Regions from separate parts of the Homo sapiens genome. Here all the other regions are linked to region 3. Evidence: read pairs that join two places in POLR2A ChIA-PET (ENCODE). Cell type or tissue: HepG2. All regions are shown on one strand. Links, peaks and the distances in the headings refer to the core of each region. The heading gives the core; the rest is flanking DNA. Region 1 has its middle 14 kb from the start of LINC02348. Region 2 holds the start of LINC02348 (long intergenic non-protein coding RNA 2348). Region 3 holds the start of LOC124903567 (a long non-coding RNA gene).

Region 1 (7,668 bases), core at 3,424-5,923, 99 kb before region 3:
TCTTTTGGCTGCATAAATGTTTTCTTTTGAGAAGTGTCTGTTCATGTCCTTCGCCCACTTTTTGATGGGGTTGTTTGTTTTTTTCTTGTAAATTTGTTTGAGTTCATTGTAGATTCTGGATATGAGCCCTTTGTCAGATGAGTAGGTTGCGAAAATTTTCTCCCATTTTGTAGGTTGCCTGTTCACTCTGATGGTAGTTTCTTTTGCTGTGCAGGAGCTCTTTAGTTTAATTAGATCCCATTTGTCAATTTTGGCTTTTGGTGCCATTGCTTTTGGTGGTTTAGACATGAAGTCCTTGCCCATGCCTATGTCCTGAATGGTATTGCCTAGGTTTTCTTCTAGGGTTTTTATGGTTTTAGGTCTAACATTTAAGTCTTAAATCCATCTTGAATTGATTTTTGTATAAGGTGTAAGGAAAGGATCCAGTTTCAGCTTTCTACATATGGCTAGCCAGTTTTCCCAGCACCATTTATTAAATAGGGAATCCTTTACCCATTGCTTGTTTTTCTCAGGTTTCTCAAAAATCAGATAGTTGTAGATATGCGGCGTTATTTCTGAGGGCTCTGTTCTGTTCCATTGATCTATATCTCTGTTTTGGTACCAGTACCATGCTGTTTTGGTTACTGTAGCCTTATAGTATAGTTTGAAGTCAGGTAGTGTGATGCCTCCAGCTTTGTTCTTTTGGCTTAGGATTGACTTGGCGATGCGGGCTCTTTTTTGGTTCCATATGAACTTTAAAGTAGTTTTTTCCAATTCTGTGAAGAAAGGCATTGGTAGCTTGATGGGGATGGCATTGAATCTGTAAATTACCTTGGGCAGTATGGCCATTTTCATGATATTGATTCTTCCTACCCATGAGCATGGAATGTTCTTCCATTTGCTTGTATCCTCTTTTATTTCCTTGAGCAGTGGTTTGTAGTTCTCCTTGAAGAGGTCCTTCACATCCCTTGTAAGTTGGATTCCTAGGTATTTGATTCTCTTTGAAGCAATTGTGAATGGGAGTTCACTCATGATTTGGCTCTCTGTTTGTCTGTTGCTGGTGTATAAGAATGCTTGTGATTTTTGTACATTGATTTTGTATCCTGAGACTTTGCTGAAGTTGCTTATCAGCTTAAGGAGATTTTGGGCTGAGACAATGGGGTTTTCTAGATATACAATCATGTCGTCTGCAAACAGGGACAATTTGGCTTCCTCTTTTCCTAATTGAATACCCTTTATTTCCTTCTCCTGCCTAATTGCCCTGGCCAGAACTTCCAACACTATGTTGAATAGGAGTGGTGAGAGAGGGCATCCCTGTCTTGTGCCAGTTTTCAAAGGGAATGCTTCCAGTTTTTGCCCATTCAGTATGATATTGGCTGTGGGTTTGTCATAGATAGCTCTTATTATTTTGAAATACGTCCCATCAATACCTAATTTATTGAGAGTTTTTAGCATGAAGCGTTGTTGAATTTTGTCAAAGGCTTTTTCTGCATCTATTGAGATAATCATGTGGTTTTTGTCTTTGGCTCTGTTTATATGCTGGATTACATTTATTGATTTGCGTATATTGAACCAGCCTTGCATCCCAGGGATGAAGCCCACTTGATCTTGGTGGATAAGCTTTTTGATGTGCTGCTGGATTCGGTTTGCCAGTATTTTACTGAGGATTTTTGCATCAATGTTCATCAAGGATATTGGTCTAAAATTCTCTTTTTTTGTTGTGTCTCTGCCTGGCTTTGGTATCAGAATGATGCTGGCCTCATAAAATGAGTTAGGGAGGATTCCCTCTTTTTCTATTGATTGGAATAGTTTCAGAAGGAATGGTACCAGTTCCTCCTTGTACCTCTGGTAGAATTCAGCTGTGAATCCATCTGGTCCTGGACTCTTTTTGGTTGGTAAGCTATTGATTATTGCCACAATTTCAGATCCTGTTATTGGTCTATTCAGAGATTCAACTTCTTCCTGGTTTAGTCTTGGGAGGGTGTATGTGTCGAGGAATTTATCCATTTCTTCTAGATTTTCTAGTTTATTTGCATAGAGGTGTTTGTAGTATTCTCTGATGATAGTTTGTATTTCTGTGGGATCGGTGGTGATATCCCCTTTATCATTTTTTATTGTGTCTATTTGATTCTTCTCTCTTTTTTTCTTTATTAGTCTTGCTAGCGGTCTATCAATTTTGTTGATCTTTCAAAAAACCAGCTCCTGGATTCATTAATTTTTTGAAGGGTTTTTTGTGTCTCTATTTCCTGCAGTCTGCTCTGATTTTAGTTATTTCTTGCCTTCTGCTAGCTTTTGAATGTGTTTGCTCTTGCTTTTCTAGTTCTTTTAATTGTGATGTTAGGGTGTCAATTTTGGATCTTTCCTGCTTTCTCTTGTGGGCATTTAGTGCTATAAATTTCCCTCTACACACTGCTTTGAATGTGTCCCAGAGATTCTGGTATGTTGTGTCTTTGTTCTCATTGGTTTCAAAGAACATCTTTATTTCTGCCTTCATTTCGTTATGTACCCAGTAGTCATTCAGGAGCAGGTTGTTCAGTTTCCATGTAGTTGAGCGGTTTGGAGTGAGATTCTTAATCCTGAGTTCTAGTTTGATTGCACTGTGGTCTGAGAGAGAGTTTGTTATAATTTCTGTTCTTTTGCATTTGCTGAGGAGAGCTTTACTTCCAAGTATGTGGTCAATTTTGGAATAGGTGTGGTGTGGTGCTGAAAAAAATGTATATTCTGTTGATTTGGGGTGGAGAGTTCTGTAGATGTCTATTAGGTCCGCTTGGTGCAGAGCTGAGTTCAATTCCTGGGTATCCTTGTTGACTTTCTGTCGCGTTGATCTGTCTAATGTTGACAGTGGGGTGTTAAAGTCTCCCATTATTAATGTGTGGGAGTCTAAGTCTCTTTGTAGGTCACTCAGGACTTGCTTTATGAATCTTGGTGCTCCTGTATTGGGTGCATATATATTTAGGATAGTTAGCTCTTCTTGTTGAATTGATCCCTTTACCATTATGTAATGGCCTTCTTTGTCTCTTTTGATCTTTGTTGGTTTAAAGTCTGTTTTATCAGAGACTAATATTGCAACCCCTGCCTTTTTTTGTTTTCCATTTGCTTGGTAGATCTTCCTCCATCCTTTTATTTTGAGCCTATGTGTGTCTCTGCATGTGAGATGGGTTTCCTGAATACAGCACACTGATGGGTCTTGACTCTTTATCCAACTTGCCAGTCTTTGTCTTTTAATTGGAGCATTTAGTCCATTTACATTTAAAGTTAATATTGTTATGTGTGAATTTGATCCTGTCATTATGATGTTAGCTGGTGATTTTGCTCGTTAGTTGATGCAGTTTCTTCCTAGTCTTGATGGTCTTTACATTTTGGCATGATTTTGCAGCGGCTGGTACCAGTTGTTCCTTTCCATGTTTAGTGCTTCCTTCAGGAGCTCTTTTAGGGCAGGCCTGGTGGTGACAAAATCTCTCAGCATTTGCTTGTCTGTAAAGTATTTTATTTCTCCTTTGCTTATGAAGCTTAGTTTGGCTGGATGTGAAATTCTGGGTTGAAAATTCTTGTCTTTAAGAATGTTGAATATTGGCCCCCACTCTCTTCTAGCTTGTAGGGTTTCTGCTGAGAGATCCGCTGTTAGTCTGATGGGCTTCCCTTTGAGGGTAACCCGACCTTTCTCTCTGGCTGCCCTTAACATTTTTTCCTTCATTTCAACTTTGGTGAATCTGACAGTTATGTGTCTTGGAGTTGCTCTTCTCGAGGAGTATCTTTGTGGCGTTCTCTGTATTTCCTGAATCTGAACGTTGGCCTGCCTTGCTAGATTGGGGAAGTTCTCCTGGATAATATCCTGCAGAGTGTTTTCCAACTTGGTTCCATTCTCCCCATCACTTTCAGGTACACCAATCAGACGTAGATTTGGTCTTTTCACATAGTCCCATATTTCTTGGAGGCTTTGCTCATTTGTTTTTATTCTTTTTTCTCTAAACTTCCCTTCTCACTTCATTTCATTCATTTCATCTTCCATCGCTGATACCCTTTCTTCCAGTTGATCGCATCGGCTCCTGAGGCTTCTGCATTCTTCACGTAGTTCTCGAGCCTTGGTTTTCAGCTCCATCAGCTCCTTTAAGCACTTCTCTGTATTGGTTATTCTAGTTATACATTCTTCTAAATTTTTTCCAAAGTTTTTCAACTTCTTTGCCTTTGGTTTGAATGTCCTCCCGTAGCTCAGAGTAATTTGATTGTCTGAAGCCTTCTTCTCTCAGCTCGTCAAAGTCATTCTCCATCCAGCTTTGTTCCGTTGCTGGTGAGGAACTGCGTTCCTTTGGAGGAGGAGAGGCGCTCTGCTTTCTAGAGTTTCCAGTTTTTCTGTTCTGTTTTTTCCCCATCTTTGTGGTTTTATCTACTTTTGGTCTTTGATGATGGTGATGTACAGATGGGTTTTCGGTGTGGATGTCCTTTCTGTTTGTTAGTTTTCCTTCTAACAGACAGGACCCTCAGCTGCAGGTCTGTTGGAGTACTGGGCCCTGTGAGGTGTCAGTCTGCCCCTGCTGGGGGGTGCCTCCCTGTTAGGCTGCTCAGGGGTCAGGGGTCAGGGACCCACTTGAGGAGGCAGTCTGCCGGTTCCCATATCTCCAGCTGTGTACTGGGAGAACCACTGCTCTCTTCAAAGCTGTCAGACAGGGACATTTAAGTCTGCAGAGGTTACTGCTGTCTTTTTGTTTGGCTGTGCCCTGCCCCCATAGGTGGAGCCTACAGAGGCAGGCAGGCCTCCTGGAGCTGTGGTGGGCTCCACCCAGTTCGAGCTTTAGGCTGCTTTGTTTACCTAAGGAAGCCTGGGCAATGGCGGGCGCCCCTCCCCCAGCCTCGCTGCCGCCTTGCAGTTTGATCTCAGACTGCTGTGCTAGCAATCAGTGTGACTCCGTGGGGTAGGACCCTCCGAGCCAGGTGCGGGATATAATCTCGTGGTGCGCCGTTTTTTAAGCGGGTCTGAAAAGCGCAATATTCGGGTGGGAGTGACCCGATTTTCCAGGTGCCGTCCGTCACCCCTTTCTTTGACTCGGAAAGGGAACTCCCTGACCCCTTGCTCTTCCCAAGTGAGGCAATGCCTCGCCCTGCTTCGGCTCGCGCACGGTGCACGCACCCACTGACCTGCGCCCACTGTCTGGCACTCCCTAGTGAGATGAACCCGGTACCTCAGATGGAAATGCAGAAATCACCCATCTTCTGCGTCGCTCACGCTGGGAGCTGTAGACCAGAGCTGTTCCTATTCGGACATCTTGGCTCCTCCCGTGGTAAGTTTTCTTTTCCTTTGTTTAGAGTTTCTATTTTTTCTTTTTTTTTTTCTCCCACAGTGTTACTATTTACTTTTTGGAGCATTTTTATGCTGGTTCCTTAAAACCCTTGTCAGACAATTATAGTATCTGTATTATCTTGGTGTTGCTGTCTGTTGTTTGCCTTTTTGCATTCAAATTGAGATGTCCTTGGTCATAGTGTGATGAGTAATTGTGGATTGTAACTAGGACATTCTGAGTGTTGTGTCATGAAGTTCTGGTTTCTATTTAAATCTTCTTTCAGCAGGCAGTCAACCTGTTTAGCTTCAGGATGCATGTTCCGGTACACTTTCATAGGCTGAGATTCAAATGCCAATTTAGTTTGCTACCCTGGTCTTCCCAGCTTATGTGCTGCCCAGAGGCCAATGTGAAATGATAGCAGTGTTTGACACTGCAGCTCAGTTCTCCAATCTTCTAATGTGTTGATTCTTATTAGGCATAGGCTGCTTGGGGGTCTGCCCAGGAATTAATACACAGGTTCTCTCCTCCGTAATCCTACCTACCCTGCTCTAATTGGGAGGGGAGGAGGTGCTGCCTCTTTGCTGCTGTTTGCTTCGTGCACGGTGGGGATGGTCACAGTCTATGCACCAGTGGAGTGGGAGAGAAGCATCACCTCTTTGCTGACATTTGCTTAGTGCAGCAGAGGGATGGTAGAAAGGATTCACTCTACAGTCTCCACAGTGATAGGTATTGGGGGAGGGGTGCCACTTCTACCCATGTTAGTGTAGGATCAGAATAGTTGAAAGGGCTTCACCCTGAAGTTTGCTCTGAGTCCTGGTGTAGAGGAGGAAGGGTTCTTTCTCCTTAATGCAAGACAGAAATGGCCAAACAGGTCTCCACTACAGTCTCTGATATGGTTTGTCTGTGTCCACACCCAAATCTCATCTTGAATTGTAGCTCCCATAATCTCCACATGTCATGGGAGGGACCCAGTGGGAGGTAATGGAATCATAAGGGCGGTTACCCTATGCTGCTGTTCTCATGACAGTGAGTGAGCTCTCATGAGATCTGATGGTTTTGTAAGGGGCTTTTCCCCTTTTTGCTTGGCACTTCTCCTTGATGCCACCATGTGAAGAAGGACATGTGTGCTTCCCCTTTTGCCATGACTGTAATTTCCTGAGGCCTCCTCAGCCATGCTAAGCTGTGAGTCAGTTAAACCTCTTTCCTTTATAAACTACCCAGTCACAGGGATGTCTTTATTAGCAGCAGGAGGACAAACTAACACGGTCTCCCTGACCATAGACTCCAAGTCGGGAGAAGAAAGGGTCCCTGATCATTAGGGTAGGACAGGGATGGTTGACAGGGCTCTGCCCTCAGTCCCTGCAGCTGCGGTGTTGCATGGGGTTGGAGGATTGTATCACTTTTTTTTTTATACCATCTGTTCATCTGGTGTAGAATGTGTTCTATCTCTCAGGGCTGCCCGTTATCAATACTTTTGCCTAGAGAAAGTAAGCTTTCCTTGGAGCCTTTGTTTTTTGTGCCTGTTGGTATTTCTGAGTGTGGGCCTCTCCGGTACTCAAATGAAGATATACGGGAGGGAAATCATAACAAGGAACTCACCACCTGGTTGTTCCTCATGTCTCAGAATCCCTGGCCAAGTCACCTTCTTTTCTCTGCCTCTCAGTCTTCTGATGGTTGCTTTAGAGATTTCATCCAGAGTTTGGTTGTAAATAGTGGGAAATATAAGATGGAATGTGGTTACTCCAATAGAAATGAGAGGAATCTTTTATACTTACTTCCATGTTTTACCATTTCTGATGCTCTTCATTTCTTTGTGTAAACCAAGCTTGTCCAACCATGGCCCATGGGCCACATGAGGGCCAGGATGGCTTTGAATGTGGCCCAACACAAATTCATAAACTTTCCTAAAACATTATGGGATTTTTTGCGATTTTTTGAAGCTCATTAGCTATCCTTAGGGTTAGCATATTTTATGTGTGGCCCAAGACAATTCTATCTCCAATGTGGCCCAGGGAAGCCAAAAGATTGGACACCCCTGGTGTAGACCCGAATTTTTGTCTGCTCTCACATTCCATGTAATAGAGAGTAAGATTCCATTTTTTATGTTTGACCTTTGATAGCTTTCAAACCTCATTCCTTCTCCAGTTACAAGGACCTGCATATTTCTTCCCTTGGTGTCAGCAGGAAGTCTGAACCACACAAGCCCCACCCTTTGTGCTTGAACCTTTTCCTCAGTCCCACCACCTACTCACAATACAAGCCAAATCCATTAACTCTGCCTCACTCCCACCATTTATACTGACTTGCACCTGACCTTTTCTCTTCAGAAAGTCCCATGGCATGAGCAAGAAGCATTTCCATATCTTCTCGGTGCATACGGCCTTATCATTCTTGACATTTAAACTATTCCAGT
Region 2 (7,668 bases), core at 2,688-5,187, 88 kb before region 3:
AAACTAGAAACCACACAGAGGCCATTTTTAGAAAATACCAGTTGCTATAATTAACCTCCAGAGTCTTTCAAGAGCTGGAGGAAGAGCAGGGGAAAAGAAGGTGAGAGGGGCTGGCTGGAGTCTTCCTTCACAATCCCTCAGAACTCACTAGTTCTTTTTTTCTGTAATTAGGTGGGATATTACTTTCCAGTTATTCTTTTGTTCGCACTATTGCCAAGTGTTCCTGTCAAAAGAGTTTCTATTTTGTTGTTTGTGTGTTTGTGTTTTCGAGGATGTGTTAACCCTGTGTCCTTTTCAGGGTCACGCCGCTTACCTTTTATCCAGCAAGGCTTCGCACCTCCTGGGAAATGATTGGTCAGAGGAAGTCAGAAAAGCCTAGAATATAAATGCGCGGCACAAGTCTCAGTTTATCACTGACATTTTTTCTGACCTGAGTAGAATAACTTAGGTAGATAATTTTAGAATCTGAATTGAGTTTAGAAGTCTCCTTATGCCAACTAAAGAATGCAGGCCATTGGATAGTCAGGATTTTTTTTTTCTATTTGTTTTAGGATGCCTCTCAAAATAACTATTTTGTCTATGTTAAAAGTTACCCAAAGTGGCTGGACGTGGTGGCTCACACCTGTAATCTCAACATTTTGGGAGGCCAAGGCAGGCAGATCACCTGAGGTCAGGAGTTCGAGACCTGCCTGGCCAACATGGTGAAACCCCGTCTCTACTAAAAATACAAAAATTAGCCAGGCATGATGGTGGGCACCTATAATCACAGCTACTGGGGAGCCTGAGGCAGGAGAATTGCTTGAACCCGGGAGGCGGAGGTTGCAGCGAGCCGATATCACACCACTGCGCTCCAGTCTGGGGGTCAGAGTGAGTCTCCATCTCAAAAAAAATTTAAAAAAATAAAAAATAAGTTACCCAAAGTGGCCAACCATAACTTCAATTGTCCTTGATGAAATAACATCATTTACATGAATTAGAATTACATGAAAATATGGAGTAAGCAGGTGTTTGGCCTGAGAGGGGCTCGCATGTGGACCAAGACCATCCCACAAGAACTGCAGTGGTGGGTCGGGACCGTGTGCCCACAATCCTGTCCAGAACCTGGCCCAGAGCCGGCTGTCATCAGTCCGGGCTAAGGACCCTCCTGCCATCTGTCTGCTTTCCACGTCTTGAGTGTTTTTCATTTGCGAGAGGACATCTGTTGGGGGAGGGTGGACCTGGAGGCTGGCTGCAGGAGAGACTCACTGGACTCAGATCTGCCCTCTCCCCACAGACATCTTCCTGCAGACAGACAGCGCTTGCTTCCCTGACAGGCTTGATAAAATATTTGGAACCCAGACTCACACTTACCTCCTATAGATGGCGACTCAAGCGGTGTCAGATGTGTTCGTTTTACCAAGTCAGGGTCCCAGGCTGCAGGATTGGAGATCTTGGCTGAATCATGCTAAAACCCCCACTTGTTGAAGCCCACCAACCCCAGACCACCAGAACATCCATCACCAAAAAAGGTCAATGTCTTTAGCTAGCGGCTGGGGAGATACTGCACGTGTGTGAGTCTAAAGCCTCAGTGCTTCTGACTTTACTGGTTGCTGTAATTTCCCACTAACTGCCCAGAGCTGTTGGCTGTGGGTACACAAACAGGTGCCCTGGAGAGCCCCACTGCTCTGGAAGCAGAAGATGGGCATGGCCACAGCAAGGCCTCTGCCTGCCGGCCTAGCGTGCTGGGTTCAGAGGTACAGCGCCAGCCCCTCCTCTGAGCTCCCTCGGCTCCAGGGGTCACAGCTGCTTCCTGCAATCACCAATATCAGGGTCACCACAGCAGCCACATTTGCTCCTTTTCCTCTCAGTCCCCCAACTCTCATCTTCACTTCCTTTTGCTTGATACGCCTGGGACTGGAGATCTTGGCTGAATCGGGCTGGAACTTGTGGAAGCCCACCAACCCAAGACCACCGGAACATCCATCACCAAAAGAGGCCTCTTGTGGTTTCTGGTTTTATTTTGTTTTGTTTTGTTGGATGGGACCAGACACACACCACTCGTTTGGAAGCAGTTTGTGTCCTTTCTGCCTGTTTCTTCTCTCCTCCTCCTTTCAGGCTGGAGTAAGGATGTGTTTGTGACAGAAAGGCAGACAAGAAAGATACACCGTCCCCAAGGATACAGGGAGCTTCCACCCCAGCTGTGCCTTCTTTCCCACCGGAGAGAAAAAACAATTCTTTCCTGTTTAAGCCACAGTTGGCTACTAGCAGCCAAACGCCACCCCCAACTGGCCCAGCCTTTTGGGGTCAGCCACAGTGTGTCGTGGATAGGGGGACGGCTAATGTTGGCCTATGTAAGAAAGGAAATTCTTGGAGGAAAAATAAGTCAGCTAATTTTTGATGTAATCATCATGAAAACATTTTGTAAGTAGATAATGAAATCAGACACTGAAGAATCTTTTCTGATCAGTAACCCTGAGGAGAGAAGTTGCAGGTTACGGTGCTGGCTGGCGGGGCGGCGTAACTCCAGCCCTCTCTCTCCTGCACCAGGAGGCGAGCAAGCGAGTAACAGACACGGGTCGGGGGTGGAAGGAGGTGGGGAGAGGCGGCTCACAAGGAGACAGGCAGCAAAGCGGTGGGGAGCCAAGGCCCCAGAGCTCTCAGATACATCAGTGTGGTCTGTAGCCAACCAAGGCCTCAGTTTCTTCATCTGTAAAATGGAGGGATTATCAGTAGCTACCTCATGGGATTGCAAATGACACAATCTGTGTAAAAACACAATTCGAGATCTCCTCATATGATATTTATAATCCACTCTAATTTACAAATACAAAAAGTTTGCCACCTTTTGCACTTTTACTGTTATTAACAGCAACGACCTGTCTTTATTTGCACAGCTTACCAGGCCCTCCAGGGTGACAGTCACCAAGAGCCAGGGCTTGGGCCTCAGCTTTGCAGCTCCTGGCTCTTGGTTTAGTCTGGATCCCTAAAGGAGTATCAGCAGCCAGGGAGAACTGAATCAGCTCTCCAGGTCCTGGAGGCAACCGCAGAAACAGAACAGTGCAAATGCCAGCATTTCCGCAGATAAGCGTGGCCCGCCAGCTGCAAACACCCCTGACATGCAGCCGTCTGTTTAAAATCTGGTTGCCCGCTGCAGCCAGTGGAGCTCAGAGGGCTGCCTGGCGGGTAAGGACTCCAGGCACACAGCAACAAGTGGCTGCCACCTCAAATCCCACGTGGAATATGATGGGGTCCGAGCCAGCCAGTAACTCCAGGAGGGCTGTAGTGTGTAAGTTCGGCCAGAGTTTGCAGATATAATAACATTGGCCCCACGACGTAGACCTGTGGCGGCTCAGGGTTAAGAGACGGAAGCAAACCCCTGCTTCCGTGGATCTCGCTCCAGCCCTCTCTCCTTGCTTCTGCAAACTTTTAACTAGATGGATTACGACGCTATCGATTATGTGTCAGCTGAGCTGGAGCAGTTTAATGGATTAGGGTGATGTTCACCTCGGCCATTTTGCTATAATTGATCCCCGTGTGCCTCTGTGAATCGCTTCATTCACATGGTTACGACTGACCATTGCGAGTAGATGCAAGGCTGCAAGATGCAGTGATCTAGAGCCATTTTCTCTGGGGCCAAGTGGGCACCCTGCTGGAGTCATCCTGATTGCAGCTCCAAGGAATGACCATCTTCCACAGCGAGGACCCAGAGTCTGAAGGAAAATTAAGCTGTGCTTTGAATGTTTTAGTTAAGGATAAAAATGTTTCCCACAAAATGCTCATTTGTAAGCTTGCGTGATTCTAAGGGTATCTCATGGTGTCTAGAAAAGTTAGATTTCATTGTTTCCTGCCGGGGCCGAATTAATGAGATGTCAGTCAGTAAACTCACTCCTTCCTCAAGGTCTCTTTATGATGTGTGATCAGAGGGTGATGGGCTCACAGCAGCCAGGGCCATTCATCCTGCAGTTCACAGATTTGTCTGTTTCTACAAACCATGCATCTTCTCAGACCCAGGATAAAGGACTATGCCTTATCCTGTGTGATCAGCATCACACACTCACACACTCACCCGCAGTCACACTCACACGTGCACACACACACCCACACATCACGCCTCCCCTGGGTGGTAAGCTACATTTTAGTTTACCCAATAGTGATCAACGAGAGCGCAGTGTACGTGTTGTACACGGGGTTTCCAAGTCTCTGTTTGCTTTTTGGTCGATGGCAGTGGTGAAAGTTTATGAAGCAAGAAAGGAGCGCGGGGGAGGTGAGGCGAGAGGTGGGGTGGAAAGCTTTCAAATGAGGCCAGCTCCTTATGGAAATGAGGCTCCGTCATTTTTCCCTGAGTGGCCTAAACCCAATGTTTACTTGTAGCTTCTGTGCAATGAGCTCAATATCACACGTATTATATTGGATCCTGATAGTCTGATATTTTATGGGATGTCTCCTAGATCTTCTTTGCTGACCCCAGCGGTCCCAGCCCAGATTCCAAGCTGAACAAGTCGGGCTGCTTGCTCTGTGAGCAGTGGAGTCCCTGCTGAGCTTGGGCAGCTTTCCCGAGGCCCCGCCCTCTGGCCTCCTGCCCTGCTAACAGGCACGTACTCTGTGGATGGGACCCTGAACCAGTTATCTCAATGTCAGGGGGAATTTACTTCCAAGAAACTCCCCTCTCCTCCCAACTGTGTCCATTCATTCCTGCGGAGTCCGCACGTGGGCTGCTCTTCCTCTGGGTTCCCGCCCCTGAAGGCGCAGGAGGCTGTGACCACGCCCCTTTTGGAGCCTTCCTGGGCTCAGGGAGGGGCTTTGCCTGCGGGTGAGTGTGTGTGAGTGTGTGATGCTGATGACACACACACGGCCCTGCCTCGAAGGAGGCATCTGGGACCGAATGGGCTTGGGCGTCCCTCATGCATTCTACCGACATGGACATGGGCCCCTGGGAGGGTCTGAGCTGTGGTGGAGGGAAGCCCGGACACAGGTCTTGCAGAAGAGCTCAGCCACCCCAGAAAGGACCTCAAGGGTGGGGCCAGGAGTGCAGGTGGGGGCGCTGGCTGGCTGGGAAGGGGATTTCACATAGGAGGACCAGGCAGAGGGAACACTATGTCCACAGTGCATGCAGCACTTAGAGGGAATGCCACGTCCACAGTGCATGCGGCACTTAGAGGGCAGGCCACATCCACAGTGCATGCAGTACTTAGAGGGAATGCCACGTCCACAGTGCATGCAGCACTTAGAGGGAACGGGACAGCTGGCAGGGCTCTAGCCAAGGACAAAACAGCCCATTCCGTTCCCAGACTTTGAGTCAGCGTTTAGGGTTTTGCCTCATGATGGGCCGTGCTGAGGAAACCAGTCAAGATGACCTGAACTCAGACCCCTTCCGCAGTGTCTCCTTTGTCCTGCTGAGCAACTCTGCTGTTCTCCTGCAGCCCCTCCAGGCCAGCCTCCCTCTTCTACTCAGGGCGGGGTCCAGTCAGTGCACCCAACTCCGGGGCTCCTCAAGGCTCTCCTCCCTGCCTCTGATCTGGGCTGAGGTGGAGCAGATGTGAGGAGAGGTGGGGGGGGGAGCCCCCTTCTGCATTCCCCATGGTAGGAGCAAGGTTGACATCCCAAAAGCTCCTGTCAAACTGTCCCCAAAGCTCCTGGACAAGGACTCCTCCCTCGCCATCTCCCTGATCAAACTCACCCTTCCAGAAGGGCTCAGAGTGGCATCTGGGACAGCCCCGGTTAAGGTCTCATAGACTATCTGCTCTCGGGCACGGACCGGCATCTTTAGGATGTGAGATACTCGGCTCTTACTGCTGTCAGTGTGGGGGCCTCAGCTGGGACCACACACCGCATCACAGCCTGCTACACACACGGAAGCATTTTCCCGAGTCCGACTGTGGAACTGTAATGAATCTCAGCTGCCACTCACAGCTGCTCACCAGCGTTCTCTGCTGCTTTTAGTGGCTTTGTAGGTTTCCATTGCAGAGCTCAAATTATTTAAGCAGCCCTGGTCTTGGGTATGGAATTTTGCGGTCACAGCAGGCTGGGAGGGGATCTTTTGCTGATTCCTTTGTGCACAGGTGTGAAGAGATGTGTAGGAGAGTCCTGAAGGTGGTTTCTTATCTAACCTGCATCCGTGGAAGAGCGTGTCCTGGTGCCTGGGTGTCGGGACCCCATAAGGACCATGAGCTACCCCTTTGCCAGGGCTGGGACTGTGGATGGTCATTTGCAGCCCAGACCCACGAGGTGTTTCCCAAGCATGGTGGCACCTCCCTGTGGCTGTGCCTGGCTCCTTCCAGCTCTCCCCAGTGGCCCATAGGCTTAGAAACATGTAGAGTGTGTCCCAGGCAGGGGGCCAGCCTTAAAAAATGCCAGCCCATCTCCTCCATCCACGATGACATCACCGGTACGGGCTTGTGTGTAGGTGACCTTTGGTGGCCTGATCCTCCTGCCCTCTGCCTGGCTCCCTGGGCTCTGGTGGAACACAGCTGCCCTTCCTAATTTGGTCTTAATCAGGCTGAGCTAAGCCAGTCTGTATTTGAGGAGTTGGAAGCAGGTGATTCGGGCACAAATTTGAAGGCTGATAAACGGCAGCCGTCACCCGTGCACTCAGAGCGGCCAGAAGTCCTGCTCCTGGGGAAGGAGGAAGGGCGCAAGGGCAATGAGCATGTCGCCTTGCCCTCGGGGTGTGCGGTTTCTGCTCAGCCTCCTCTTGCAGCCTTGTTTCAAGTGTGGGAATGGCCTCCTGACTCCCAATCCGAAACAACTGCTGAGCACAGAAGGCAGAGCAGGGCCCTGAGAGTCAGAGGAAAATGCTGCTGCGGGGACTGGGGAGCCCCATCGGGTGACTCCCCAGAGATGTGAGCAGGTGCAGAGGCTGGAACAACAGGTGAGGCATGTGGGACCAGGAGGCCGGGTTGTGGGAAGCAAGGCATTTGTGGGAATCCGGGTTCCCCAGTGACACTGGAACCCTTCCTGCAGTCCCTGATATTCCTGGGGCTCGTCAGGGCTTCCCGTAACAGCCCAGGATTAAGTTTGTTCTCTTCCCTACCCCCAACACGCAGTGCTGCAGGAAAGTCTCTCCCGTGGATGCTGTGGCCTGGGGCTTGGGTGACGACGTGCACGGCTGCCTCCTCGCTGTCACGTGCTCTGCTGGCTCGTCTCCAAGCTGTGCTGCTCATGTTCCAAAGTCTCCCTGGAGGCTTTAGTGAAAAGCCCTTTCCCCGGTGACCTGGAGTGTCTTGCTAGATGGAGCTGGCCAAGCCTGACGTCTTTTCCTGGCCGATGCCTCAGTCCTTATGCAAGTAGGTGCAGCCACAAAAGGCACCTTCATGGGAATTAGGAACAGAGGATGCCAGGGCTGGGTGTCTCACCAGTGACTGCTGGGCCAGGGAGCAGACCCCGTGCAGACCTGCCCAGGCAAATCTGCTCCCCAAGTAGGGTGTACCAGGGGAGAGGGGAGGGCTGCACAGACCCCTGCTTCCAACATGCAGCTCTTTTGGACACTAGGTGGGGAGGAGGTGGGCTGGCATTTCTTTAAGGCCGCTGCCTGCTTTGGACACACTCTCATGGTTTCTCAGCCCGAGGGCCACTAGAGAAAGGTAGAGGGACCAGAGACTGCTGGAGTAAGAGTGCATGCACAAGGGACAGCCCCAGAGAGGTACCGCCATGCTGCCATGCCTGGGAAATGTGCCTCATGGGGCTTAGGGG
Region 3 (7,668 bases), core at 2,961-5,460:
ATAAGCAAAACGTGGTCTACGCAGGCAAGGGAAGATGACTCAGCCTCGAAAAGGAAGGAGATTCTGACAGGTGCTACAACAGGGACAGACCTTGAGGACCTTATGCTGAGTGAAATAAGCCAGGCACAAAAGGACAAATACTCTGTGATTCCACGTATGTGAGGTGCCTGGAGTTGTCAAAATTATTGGGACAGAAAGTAGAATGGTGGGGGCCGGGCACGGTGGCTCACCCCTGTAATCCCAGCACTTCGGGAGGCCAAGGCCGGGGGATCACCTGAGGTCAGGAGTTCGAGACCAGCCTGACCAACATGGTGAAACCCCGTCTCTACTAAAAAGAATACAAAAATTAGCTGGGCCTGGGGGTGGGTGCCTGTAATCCCAGCTACTTGGGAGGCTGAGGCAGGAGAATTGCTTGAAGCTAGGAGGTGGAGGTTGCAGTGAGCTGAGACCGCACCATTGCACTCCAGCCTGGGCAACAAGAGCGAAACTCCGTCTCAAAAAAAAGGAAAGAAAGAAAGAGAAAGGAAGGAAGGAAGGGAAGGGAAGGGAAGGGAAGGGAAGGAAGGAAGGAAGGAAGGGAGGAAGGGAGGGAGGGCGAAAGAAAAAGAAAGAAAGAAAGAGAAAGAGAAAGAAAGAAGGAAAGAAAAAGAAAGGAAGGAAGATGGCTTTCAGGGGTTGAGCAGAGGTGGGATGAGGAGTTAGTGTTTAATGGCAACAAAGTTTCAGACTGAGAAGATGAAAAAGCTCTGAAGGTGGATAGCAGTGACGGTTGTACAACAGTGTGAATATACTTAATGCCACTGAACTGTACATATGAAAATATTTAAAATGGTAAATTTTATGTTACATATATTTTACCACAATAAAAATAAAATTAAAAAGGTTCAATCTAGTAAAGAAATAATTTTAGAAACCAAAATAGAATAGTGTGTCTTATACTGGGACACAAGCAAATAAAAGGACACACATTAAAATACTAGAACGCTGAGGGGGGAACGGGCACAAAAGAAAATTAAACTGGCGAAGGGGCCACGGGTCGCAGCATGTGGCAGGCAGTGCTCTCTGCCCACAGCCAGAATGCGGGATCAGGAGTGAGCAGCAAGCAGTGGGGTGACAGATGATCTCAGGGTAGCCCCCCAAGGCTGCAGGAGAGTCACCACCCCACAGCCTAGCCGGTGCCCCAGCACGCCCAACAGCCCTTCCAAACCCCCGGCTCCCAAGAATGCCCTGACAGCCGTCTGGGCTTCCCCTTCCCCTGTGTGGCCTCGTGGAGTAGAGTCCAAATCCCAGCTGCCCTGGACACGCGTCCCAGGCTGGCTGGCCCGTGGCCCATCGACACTGGGCTCATGCACACGGTAGGTGCTCTGAGAGGTTCTGTTGAGTGAGAATAAGTGACGGGAATTGAGAATGGGGAGACCTCTCCTAGCCGGGAGAAATGACACAATGCCGCTTTAGGGAAGCCCAGTGGATGATCCTTCAGATCCCCGGGGGGATAAACCTCACTTCCGATCTCAGGAGCATAGAAGTGGCCCTTTCTCTATTTTCAGTAACTGAACTCAGTTTTAATTTTAAGCGTCAATACCATCAGGTAACAAGGATTTAATCTCCACCTGGGCAGGGGCTCAGGCTTGCAGGCCAACCGGACCCTCTCTAAGCCGCCTTCTTCTCTGACCAATTCTCTGTGGCACGAGGCTCAGCCGGGGACACAGTGGCCCTGCAGTAACTGCGAGTATGCCTAGTCACCTGGCCAAGCATGAGGACCACTGCCGCAGGGAGCAGAGCAGGCCCTGCTGTGGCCTTCAGGACAGGAAAGGTGGAAAAGCCGTTTGTATACTGTGGCTAAACCCTGAGTGCGCGATACCCCTTCCAGGCTTGTAATCCACATTCCAGCCCACGGTGATTGACAGCTGGCACACAGCAGCACCCAGGGCGCCACCCGCCCTCCATGAGTGTGCTGCTGGTTTAATTGATGTGTGCAATTTTGGGGACCACTGAGTCCATCAGAATGCCAAGGAGGAAGGGGGTGGGAGGGACGGCAGGGCAGGGTGTGCCTTGCATGGGCAAAGAGGTCAGAAGTGAGCATTACATCAAGCAGGCCCGCGGCAGCTTTGAAGAGCACCGTCAGGGCAGGAGACAGTCCTCAAGCAGCAGCACAGGGCAGACCCTGACTGTGCGCACCAGGCTTCCCGCCTGCAAAGCACTTCTGGTTAATCATCAGAAAGGGAATATTGTAAAAGGGTATCAAGTGGCTCACAGACAACTCCCTGCTGAGTCACTGTGGGGAAGGGTCAGGAACCTGGAGGTGCCAAGTGGCCACAGCTATAGCCCCAAGACATGTGGCTAGGACACTGCTGGTGCTGAGCATGCACTAGCCACTGCTCTTCGCACCCAGGACACTGGGGCACTGCTCTGCCACCTGGGAATGGGGGGACGGACCCTGAAGTCTCCGTGCCTCCTGGGCATGTGGCTGCACAGCCCTGCTACCCCCCACCGGTGTCAGGGAGTGCACGTTCTTGGCCTTTTAGGCTTCTGTAGAGGGAAGCAGGGTTTTGCCTCCCACTAAGACGGTTCACTTCTCAAATGTTAAAAGGCTGTCCTGATGCTGCATAACCACAAAATAAAAAGCATCCAGAAGGCCAGGCGTGGTGGCTCACGCCCGTAATCCCAGCACTTCGGGAGGCCGAGGCGGGTGGATCACTTGAGGTCAGGAGTTCGTGACCAGCCTCGCCAACATAGTGAAACCCCATCTCCACTAAACATACAAAAATTAACCAGGCGTGGTGGCTAATGCCTGTAATCCCAGCTACTTGGGAGGCTGAAGCGGGAGACTCACTTGAACCTGGGAGGCAGGGGTTGCAGTGAGCCGAGATCACGCCACTGCACTCCAGCCTGGGTGGCAGAGCAAGACTCCATCTCAAAAAAAGCATCCACAAGAATGACCAAGTGACTGCTCAATGGCCATGGATGTTTCTGGACCCTGAGGGCCCCTGTTTTGCTGAGATGGAAATCATTGCTGACTCCTTTAATGTTGTTTAATTTTTTAAAAACCTCTTCAAGCATTCCTCTAGATTTCTGGTATTCAGAACTATGCTGTGAACACAGAAAGATTAAGGACTGTTCTTCTAATGCCTTAGACAGCCTGTGCCAATTGGTCTCAGAGTAGAGAAAAATATATTTATGCTGTGAAACCTAAATACCCAAACTAAATTCATTTTAGCAAAGATTAATACGCAGAGCCCCAATTCTTGTACAGATTCCTCAGAGCAGCACGTGCTGTTCGGCGCTTCTTCCTTTATAATAAATGGTCAGGTGTGCAAACAACTGTTTGAAGAGCCATTAGGAGTCAGTCAGCTGTGGTGTGGGCAGAGTGGGCAGTGGTATGCCAGGAAGCGCCCAGGGTTGCAGGTCTAGGGCATTGTGGAGACAGCAGCAGCATTCCTTGGTCCTGAGCTGGGATTCCGCATCCAGTTGGGCCCAAGCGTGATCTGTGTGTAGTTCCATGAGGCCTGGGTGGAGGGTGTTGGGAGTGATAGAATGTTTGGAAGGAAGTACAGGGGAGTGAGGCCTGATTCACCCAGGCTATGGGGCTGTGTGAAAATGGCCAGGCTCTTGAATGTTTGGCACATAGAGGAGAAAACTGTCATGAACAAGACTCATAGCCCCTGAAAATAGGCAGCTTGTCTTCTCTGCAAGACGGCCTGGCTGGTGTCCCTGCAAGCCCAAGTGTGAGCTGGGGGATTCGCAGGCAGGCTGGTGACACTTTCCATCAGTGGGAACCCCTCTACTTTCGAGCACCTGCCCCCGACTTCATGCAGGGAGTGCACGAGGAGTCTGCCTGGGACTGTGGATGGGCCTGAAGGACAGCCCAGCCTGGGACTGTGGGACGCAGCTGTCCAGCGAGGTGCTGGCTGGCCGGCCAGCAGCCACCACCCAGGCCCAGCTGCAGGGCTGGGTTTCCTGCAAACCGTGATTCTGGAGCAGGGTAGGTGACCCCGAACTGCCTGTTTACAGTTTTCATGCACCCTGGGGACACCGTGAGCCTCCCCAGCCCTGTGGCCTTGAGCTGCTGTATTCTAGAAATACCGGCAGCTGCCTGTCCCCTGAAGCCTCCCCACAGCTTTGAGCAATGATGAATATTGGTTAATCTCTCCTGTAAACAGCTGTTTTCCCGGCAACTGCCCAGCTCGTGTTAAATATTAACAAAGAGCCGCCTCCACAGCCGCTCACAGGGTGTCTGCTTTAAATATTTAAGAAATTGCTGTTCCTGTCCCTGAGTGACTCTTTGGCTCAAACTGTTCTGTAAGTGTTCTTGCCTCCCTGGTGACTGCGTTGTGTGAAATGTCCGACATCCCTGCTTGCTTGCTCTTTCTTCACCCATTGCTCTCTTTGTCTCTGTCCTTCCCTGTCTCTATCACTGTCTCTCTGTCTCTCTCTCTCTTAGTGAATAGTACTAAAAAATGTAAACGCTGAGGGTTGCACTCAGTCCTGGGTGCTCAGCCAAGCTGCCTGGAGATGCCCCAGGCAGGCTCCTGCTCCATCGAGATGCTGCGGAAAGCAAGTGGCCTTTAAGTGTTGCTGCCTCACACGCTCATGGTTAGGTGTGAATAGCTGGGGCACCCCACCCCTCGCCCCCATCTGGGGGTGTGTCTGCACACGTGTACTCAGGTGCCCAGAGGGTTGTGGAAATGCCGTGACCGTGTGTAAATCCTTTACATCTAAGTCCTTCTCACTGTTGGCACTTCCCATTCCCTTCAGGGTTTGTGGAAGACACGCCTGTTTTCTTCCCTGGGCTAACTGTGAAGCTCAGAAGAGGAAGAAGGGCCCGGATGGCAGATGAACCGCACAGGGCTGTGTGGCCTCAGCCCCGCAGCTGGGGAGCTCAGTGGCCTCCTGGAGGAGAAGCTGACTTTGGAGGACCTGGAACACCATGGCTGCTGGGAGTTGGGGCTGTGCGGGAGGCTTCTGTCTCTGTGTGGCGTTTGGTCATAACCACTGGACTTTGGAACATCCTGCTTAAAACCACAACTTTGGCTGGGCACGGTGGCTCATGCCTGTAATCCCAGCACTTTGTGAGGCTGAGGTGGGCGGATCGCTTGTGCTCAGGAGTTCAAGGCCAGCCTGGGCAACATGGCAAAACCCTGTCTCTACTAAAAATACAAAAATTAGCTGGGCATGGTGGCTCACACCTTGGGTGGCTGAGGCAGGAGAATCACTTGAATCCAGGAGTTGGAGTCTGCAGTGAGCCAAGATCACTCAACTGCACTCCAGCCTGGGCGACAGACTGAGACCCTGTCTCAAAGAAACAAAACAAAACAAAACAACAGCAAAAACCCCCACAACTTTACCTAGACTCATCTGTGAAAACTTCAGTGAATCCGGCCTCAAACTGTCGCTATGGGGGAGCCACTGGCAGCTGAGTTTGTTTAGATTCCTCCTTCCTGGGTGAGACCTGGGGTTGGAAACACCATTGAAATTCCCTCTAGTAATGGGCTCTGTCGTCCAGAGGAAGGGGCAAGACTCCCCCACCCCCACTTCTCACCCCTTGCCCGGGGTCTCTTCTCCCTTCCTGACCAGGAGCCTAAGGAAGGCCTCAGGTAGAAATAGAGAAGCATCTTCCTCCCTCTGGGGCCAGAGATTTCCAGCCGAGTTTTGTGAGACTCCAAGACTGCTGTGCGTATCCTCAGAGCTGCTGAGATCACCTCAAAACAAAGCCCGTTTAAAGTCACTTTCATTTATTTCAAGAGCTACTGTGAACCTCTCAGGATAAAATGAAAATGAACTTCAATTCACTTTAATTTTTAAAAGATATGTTCGTTTAATATCCTTTTTAAAATAAAAACAGGGAAAAAGACGTAGTGGTTTCAAGTTTGCAATTCCCATCCGGCCCAGGTGAGGCCACAGGGCCACCTCCCGTGAGAAGAGCGTGGCCTCAGGAGGGCAGGTGGCACAGTGCATGAGCCTGCGGCGAGTCTCGGGCTCTGCCTAGGGTCGGGGGAGGGGCTCTCTGCATCTCACTCTCCCCAGTTCTAAACGGAGAAAGTAGTAGTACCTGCCTTAGGGTGTTGGTAGAGAACTGACTTAGATCTTGCCGGTAAAACTCAGGGCCTGCAGGCGTGACCTTACAGCAGGTGGGCTACAGGCACAGTCCTGGCTACAAGCCGGGCAGCTGTCTTGTCCCAGGAGACCAGGAAAGCCTCCAAGACACCATGGGCCTATTGGTAGGGGACAAGTGGGCTTCCCTGCCAGGTGGCCTGGTGACAGGGTCATTAGCAGTTGAAAATTTTGAGAAAATGATTCTGTGAGCTGGAGGGCAATTGGACGGGTGAGGATGGAGGAGAAAGCCAAAATCCGCAACTCGGATCACTGTCAGGGCGAGGCTGGGAGTGGGGGAGCGGGGGATCCCTCCCCAGAGGAGCACAGGCTGCAAGCTGGTGGCCTGGAGGCCTGGGGGAGAGGAGCGCAGCCAGGGCAGGACTGTTGCTGGAAGTCTGTGGAGGAAGCTGCCTTGTCAGTCAGCCTCCCGACCCCAGGCACACAGCGATTACAACCTCATGCCAAAAAACAAAAACAAAAACAAAAACAATGCTCTTTTGAAAAGAAATTGAACAAACTACCAGACTGGGCCCCATCCTTAAACCTCATTTAATTTTTTTTTTTTTTTTTTTTTTTGAGACGGAGTCTCACTCTGTCACCCAGGCTGCAGTGCAGTGGCGTGATCTTGGCTCACTGCAACCTCGGCCTCCTGGATTCAAGCGATTCTCCTGCCTTAGCCTCCCGAGTAGCTGGGATTACAAGCATGTGCCAGCATGACTGGCTAATTTTAGTATTTTTAGTAGAAACGGGGTTTCGCCATGTTGGCCAGGCTGGTCTCAGACCCCTGACCTCAGGTGATCCTTCTGCCTCGGCCTCATAAAGTGCTAGGATTACAGGCATGAGCCACCACATCCAGCCTCATTTAACTTTAATTACCTTTAAGGGCCTTGTCTCCAAATACAGTTGCATTGGGGGGCAGGGCTTTGACATAAAAATCTGGAAGGACGCAAACATTCATTCCATAGCACTCAGAGAGCAGCAGCTACAGGAGGTCACTGACCCCCTATAGAACTGGAGAATGAAATGGAAAGTGAAGCTACGAGAGCTCATGAGCACGATTGCCCCTCATCCAGAAACCAGGAGTTACCCTCTGGCCGCTGCTACGGAGCCTAAACATCAACAGCTCCGCCACTATTGTGACACCCACCACCAATCTGCAGATTGCAGTCACTCTCAGCTGCCAGCTGCTCCCGGAGCTGGAGAAGGGGACATGCTTTCTCCCATGATCCAGCCTTCCAGCCTCCAGTGCCTCTCATTGGCCGGAAACTTGCATCAGGAGAAGCTGGGAATATAGTTCATAGGCTTCCAGCCCTGGCAGTTACAAATGGGAGTATGGAGTGACAAGTTAGAAGCTATGTCCACAGATAAATAAACAGCACAGATTGCAAGACAGAGAAGCGCAATCAAGAGGCAGTTATTCTTCGTCCATGAGAAAAATGAAAGGTAAATCAAACATGGGGGGGATATCAAAAAGTTGTCTGTGAAAGCCACAGTCTAATCATGAAAAAACTAAAAATATGTTATGGTTTTCTGTTTTGAGACGGAGTCTCGCTCTGTCACCCAGGCTGGAGTGCA

Evidence for each region. ChIA-PET counts read pairs that join two places held together with the same protein. Peaks named below come from ENCODE experiments on the same cell type or tissue, not always from the same donor. Only the 100,000 strongest peaks of a DNase experiment are listed, where the experiment ranks them.
Region 1: POLR2A ChIA-PET joins it to region 3 with 10 read pairs; 4 of 35 experiments call an interaction of 5 or more read pairs at or near these places.
Region 2: POLR2A ChIA-PET joins it to region 3 with 17 read pairs; 2 of 35 experiments call an interaction of 5 or more read pairs at or near these places.

Annotation. Positions count from the first base shown.
Region 1 is chr15:101,624,035-101,631,702 of GRCh38, reverse strand. No RefSeq gene overlaps it. Among named protein-coding and RNA genes, the nearest start is that of LINC02348, 14 kb to the right of the region's middle. In HepG2, for the core only: no CTCF peak of the experiment used is centred there; no DNase peak of the experiment used is centred there; H3K4me3 peaks cover 829 bases.
Region 2 is chr15:101,613,129-101,620,796 of GRCh38, reverse strand. It overlaps LINC02348 (long intergenic non-protein coding RNA 2348), which reads left to right and starts at 6,458. Exons shown (of 3, transcript NR_147041.1): 1 at 6,458-6,847; 2 at 7,023-7,262. RefSeq lists enhancers at 3,060-3,672, 6,113-6,629, 6,630-7,148. In HepG2, for the core only: no CTCF peak of the experiment used is centred there; DNase peaks (open chromatin) are centred at 4,206 and 4,686; H3K4me3 peaks cover 821 bases.
Region 3 is chr15:101,524,948-101,532,615 of GRCh38, reverse strand. LOC124903567 (a long non-coding RNA gene) reads left to right here and starts at 4,242. Exons shown (of 2, transcript XR_007064784.1): 1 at 4,242-4,299; 2 at 4,756-5,851. RefSeq lists an enhancer at 1,639-2,297. In HepG2, for the core only: no CTCF peak of the experiment used is centred there; DNase peaks (open chromatin) are centred at 4,105 and 5,005; H3K4me3 peaks cover 789 bases.